2 separate regions of the Homo sapiens genome follow, and region 1 is linked to region 2. Evidence: chromatin contacts called from ENCODE Hi-C or POLR2A ChIA-PET data. All regions are on one chromosome and are shown on one strand. Each heading gives the region's core, a stretch centred on a gene start or an enhancer-like site at or near the end of the contact. The rest is flanking DNA. Distances are from core to core; before and after follow the strand shown.

Evidence for each region. Hi-C counts contacts between places; a loop is a spot of excess contacts on that map. ChIA-PET counts read pairs that join two places held with the same protein, here RNA polymerase II (POLR2A). Pooled maps may share reads with other maps.
Region 1: a map of CD8-positive, alpha-beta T cell shows a loop between it and region 2 (2.4-fold over the local background). The contact joins the promoter of IL26 here to the promoter of IFNG in region 2. A Hi-C loop is called at or near these places in 2 of 168 maps with a recorded cell type or tissue (CD8-positive, alpha-beta T cell and naive thymus-derived CD4-positive, alpha-beta T cell) and 4 of 50 pooled maps. POLR2A ChIA-PET finds 5 or more read pairs at or near these places in 1 of 52 experiments (PC-9).

Annotation. Positions count from the first base shown.
Region 1 is chr12:68,224,388-68,227,087 of GRCh38, forward strand. IL26 (interleukin 26) reads right to left here and starts at 1,423. Exons shown (of 5, transcript NM_018402.2): 1 at 1,199-1,423; 2 at 1,057-1,113; 3 at 762-896. The coding sequence starts at 1,369.
Region 2 is chr12:68,158,437-68,161,136 of GRCh38, forward strand. IFNG (interferon gamma) reads right to left here and starts at 1,304. Exons shown (of 4, transcript NM_000619.3): 1 at 1,066-1,304. The coding sequence starts at 1,179.

The sequences.
Region 1 (2,700 bases), core at 173-2,672, 66 kb after region 2:
CCTTCTTAATTAATTCTCCACTGCTTGCTATGACAGTGACCATACTGAGGCATCAAATAATTTAGGTACCAAAGAAGGCATGTCTATCCCTTTTTAAGTTTTTTACTGAGATTATGCCTTAAAAGGGGCACAAATATTTTTTTAAAAACATAAGTAAATAAGAAAAAGGGCATCAGTTAGTTATTATTGTTATGGGAAAGAAGGAAGGAAGGAAAGAGAGAGAGAAAGAAAGAAAAGGAAGTAAAGAAAGAAGGAAGGAAGGAAAAGAAAGAAAGAGAGAGGGAGGGAAGGAGGGTGGAGGAAGAGAAAGGGGAGAGGGAGGGAGGGAGAGGGAAGGAAGGGAGGGAGGGAGGGAAGAAGGGAGAGAGGGAGAGAGGGAGGAAGGGAGAGAAAGAGAGACTTAGAATAGTGTTTGGCACAAAGTTGGTACTCAAGAAATATTAAATGGATGAATGGATTACTTGGGAATCACATAATGAGAGAATGATTTTAAAGTATTTATTTGAAAACCATGTCATGTTACTTTAGCTCTCTTCAGTGTGTTTTATGAGCCATTCTTTAAGAAATAATAAATAGCAGCATTCTGAGTAATGTACAGTTATTTAATGCTATTTCCCTGGTGATGACCTCTCCATTTGGACTACAAGCCAACAATTACAAAGCTCGTTTTACTCACCCTTTGGTGTGAGACAGATTCTTACATGCTGACTTCTAAACAGGTTTCTAGGATCAAATGCACAGTATTTGTTGTGTATACTTACACAGTGGCTCAATTTCTGCCTAAGGCTATGAAAGTCCTCCACAAAGCGTATTTTCTTGCAGCCTTGCAATTGCAGTTGACCAAAAACGTCTTCCATGAAGAAGGACAGAAGCTGTTCTTGAAATTGACAGTTTTTCTAAAAATAAGATACAAGAAATTGCATATGGTAAATTATGAATCGTTTTTTAATGTCCCCCGATCATTACTTAATTACTCTCTGAAAAAAATTTAAATGCAGGGGGAAATAAACATCAAATAAGTGGAAATGTAAAAAAGAAGAAGACTTTCTGACTTACCATAAACTGCTTTTTTGTTTTCTTTTTTAATAATCGTATATTTTTTATGCGGTCTTCCTACAATAATACAAAGAGAAATAAGTTGTATCCAAGATTGTAAATGTCCTTGAGGTCATGATTTTAAGCAGAGCCTAATACTTACTGGAATCGTTGCTTTGAGCCATGCTGCTTTGATATAGAGAGCGTCAACAGCTTGGGACAATGTTCCCCTTGGGTAACAACTTTTGGTGAAGGAAGATTGCTTGTGCTTGGCAATGGCAAGAGACAGAGTGACTAACAGCAACCCACACCTCAAAATGAAATTCACCAGCATTTCCCTTCACCCCACTCAGCGTGTGTCACTCACAGCAGCCCAAGAGATACTAATGCCGGTTAGATGAGAGGATAACCTACTTAATGTAGCCCTCAAAGCCACCAGTCCAATGAGGTGCTGTGAAAGATAATTTACAGTTTATATAGAGGAAGATCACTTTGGTTGTTCTATTTTTTTAAGAGCTTGCTTCATAGTCAAAAAACGCTGATCACACCATCAACTGACATTATTTAAAAGCTCAGCCTTACTGGTAAGATTGCGTTCTCATTTCCAAAAGAATTCAGAATTTCAGTTGCCTATCACAGCAGCTTGCATTATTTTAAAAGGCATGCCAATAAAAACAGGATGATTTCCAGGGGGCTGTGTCATAATTTTTTAAACCCCATGTGAAAAATCTCCTTTTCTAACCAGAATCCCAGAAAAAATTTAACAAGGGGGTAGAAATGGGCAGCCCCAGGAAATCTGCTCACGATTCAAATGGGTCTTGTGTTTATTGCTTGCCACATCCTTCACCCAGCTTCCCCCAGAGGCCATTATTCTGCAGATAGCAGCGAGAACATTTCCAGTGCAGAAACAGTAACTCCCCTTAACATATTCAAGATATGTTTGGAACTGGACCTGGGACTAAGGTCCACAATGTAATAAGTTCTCTGTCATCTCTGTCCAAATTTACCACTCAGACTTTCCTTATAACTCCCAACTTCCAGGAGAGTGCAAATTCCTTGAAGAAAGAGACCGTATATTTTCACCTTTGAATACAGCATCTACCATGGCACCTCATCTAAAGAAGTGCATCCATTATTAATTGAGTAAATACTTTTGTCACATCATGACGTGCTACCATAACTGCTTTATTTTTTAAATTTCTTCCATTCACACATTTTTATTAAAGACTTGCCTACACAAAAACCAGTGCTAGGTATGAGGGAGCCACCAAGGAGGATTCTCCATAAACTCCCATCCTCATTTCTGTCCCAGTTCTTCCTAGACAGTAAATATGGCTCATTCTGGGTAGCAGCCCCAATATAAGAAGAGGGCAGCCCAGAGTCATATTCTGAGAAGCAGAGATAGGTCACTAAAGCCTAGAATGAATAGAGTTAATGTGTATCAGGGATAAGTCAACACTAGAAATCTGGTTGTGAGTTAAGAGAGTCATCAAAACTAGTCAGTCAATAACAAGCATCAGAACCCAAGACTAAATTCCAAATGAAAGCAAGCAGGGCTGTCAAAAAAACAAAAAAAAAACAAAAAAAAAACAAAAAAAAAACAACCAAGAAGAAAAAGGGAAAATAAGAAAAATGCTTGGACTGATGTCTGCTGTTTCAAAACAT
Region 2 (2,700 bases), core at 54-2,553:
TATTATGTTCTTTTAGCTTTTTTATTTCCCAATATAACCATTAAATTGCAATGTCACAAATGAGCTCAACAAAGCTGATACTCCAAAGGTCCCAAAAACTATAGTAAGCTAAAGAAAGTATTTTCAAGCTAGGCTAAAAAATACAAAAACAAAAAACAGCAAAGCCACCCCACTATAAAATACTGCCCCCCAATGGTACAGGTTTCTATTACATCTACTGTGCCTTCCTGTAGGGTATTATTATACGAGCTTTAAAAGATAGTTCCAAACATGTGCGAGTGTGTGTGTGTGTGTGTGTGTGTGTGTGATTTGATTTTGTGTTGTAAGAATAAAATCAATTGTGAATGTCTGAATATTATTATGACAGCTATAATTATAACAGCTAAGTTTTAAACAAATAATGAAATATTTAAAATGTAAAAACTTTTCATTAACCATCAATAAAATTTTAAAAGAAACTCAAAAAATTCACTTAAAATTTTTAAACATTCCTTAGCCAGAATCATAATTCTTCCAAAATCCCAGTGAGCAACGAAGTTCCGGAATACTTCACAAGTAATATAGATAGAGAAGCAGAATGTTGAAATCACTTTTTGGAGAAAATCACCTATCAGTTATTTTTTTAAGCCAAAGCTTTAAGGACCTTTTTGACTTTAATTTGTAAACATTTCCTATTACCTTTTTAATGCTAATCTTGACCTTAGAGTCTGAGAAGTCAAAAACTAATAACCAATCATTTTTTTCAATCTGCATACTCCTTGACTATCACAACTGAATGAGTTCCCACCACAAAATTATTAACATCATTATGCTTCATACCCATATTATGCCCATCTTTTGGAAAATTCATAAATCCCTTTTAAGTCTCTATACAAACTGAGCAGAAGGTTAAAACAATATCTAGATTATTTAGTCAAGGAACTCATCTAGTCAATAATTAACAAAATAACACCAAATCTCAAAATGACTGCCTACAAGAGATGACAGCCTATCAGAGATGCTACAGCAAGTCGATATTCAGTCATTTTCAACCACAAACAAGTACTATTAAAAAGTCATACTTACAAAATATTTCTTAAGGTTTTCTGCTTCTTTTACATATGGGTCCTGGCAGTAACAGCCAAGAGAACCCAAAACGATGCAGAGCTGAAAAGCCAAGATATAACTTGTATATTTCATCGTTTCCGAGAGAATTAAGCCAAAGAAGTTGAAATCAGTAGTTCTTGTATCAAGCTGATCAGGTCCAAAGGACTTAACTGATCTTTCTCTTCTAATAGCTGATCTTCAGATGATCAGAACAATGTGCTGCACCTCCTCTGGCTGCTGGTATTTATACCTAATTGAAGTCTCCTGAGGATTACGTATTTTCACAAGTTTTTTAAGATGAGATGGTGACAGATAGGCAGGGATGATAGTTTGTATTAATAACTAAGGTTTTGTGGCATTTGGGTGTTGTAGTTAGAGTTTCCTTTAGACTCCTTGGGTCCTTTGACGATGAGACAGACCCATTATGCCCACCTGTGCCATTCTGGTGGGATTCTTTGAAGGCACTTTTACTTCACACCATTCAAGGACTGGAAATTTTTTTGTACCTCCCCACTTCGCCCTGGTAAAATGTTGACTCTTCATTCACAAAGCACATTGATCATTTGCTTGTGGTTGGGAACAAGTGAAAAACGAAATTCTAGGGCCTCTCAAACCTTTACAAAGGGGCAGCCTTTTAAAATTTTTCTTGCAAATGACCAGAAAGCAAGGAAAGAATGCGGTTAAAAGAACAATTTGGTGAGGAAGTCCTTCATCAGAGTTGGTTAGTAAAATATCTACCACAAGTTTCAAATTGCTCTAGATCAGCACTGCCCAGTAGAAATACAATACAAGCCACACAGGTAAATTTAAATGATCTAGTAGCCTCATTAATAAAAGTTTTTTTAAAAGGTAAATATAATTTTAAAATATATTGTATTTAAACCAATATATCCCAAATAGTACTTCAGTATGCATCAATATACTACATTGTTAATAAGGTATTTGACATTCTTTTTGTCATATTAAATCCTTGAAATACAGTGTAGAGAATATTCCCAGGGGGAGTTCCAGACGCAGTGGCTCACACCTGTAATCCCAGCACTTTGGGAGGTTGAGGCGGGTGGATCACAAGGTCAGGAGTTTGAGACCAGCCTAGCCAATATGGTGAAACCCCATCTCTACTAAAAATACAAAAAAATTAGCCAGGCATGGTGGTGTATGCCTGTAATCTCAGCTACTAGGGAGGCTGAGGCAGGAGAATGGCTTGAACCCAGAAGGTGGAGGTTGCAGTGAGCCGAGATCGCGCCACTACACTCCAGCCTAGGTGACAGAGTAAGATTCCGTCTCAAAAAAAAAAAAAGAAAAAAAGAAAAAAGGAAAGAAATACAGTGTATATTTTAAGCCTACGGTGCATCTCAATTTGGTCTAGTCGTATTTCAAACGCTTAATGGGCACATACTGCTAGGTGCTACTATATTGAACAGCATAGCTCTAAACAATTTATTGTTCCAAATAATCAGTACTAACAGAGAATCTTTTTAACTTTTTATTTCTTTGTCTTTCAGATACAAAAAAAAATAGGATTCTTTCTCCTCCTTTGTAATTTATTTATGAAGTACAACACTTTGGGATGGCACAAAAAGCCCTCCACTCTTTGGTTCAAACCCACTTTGC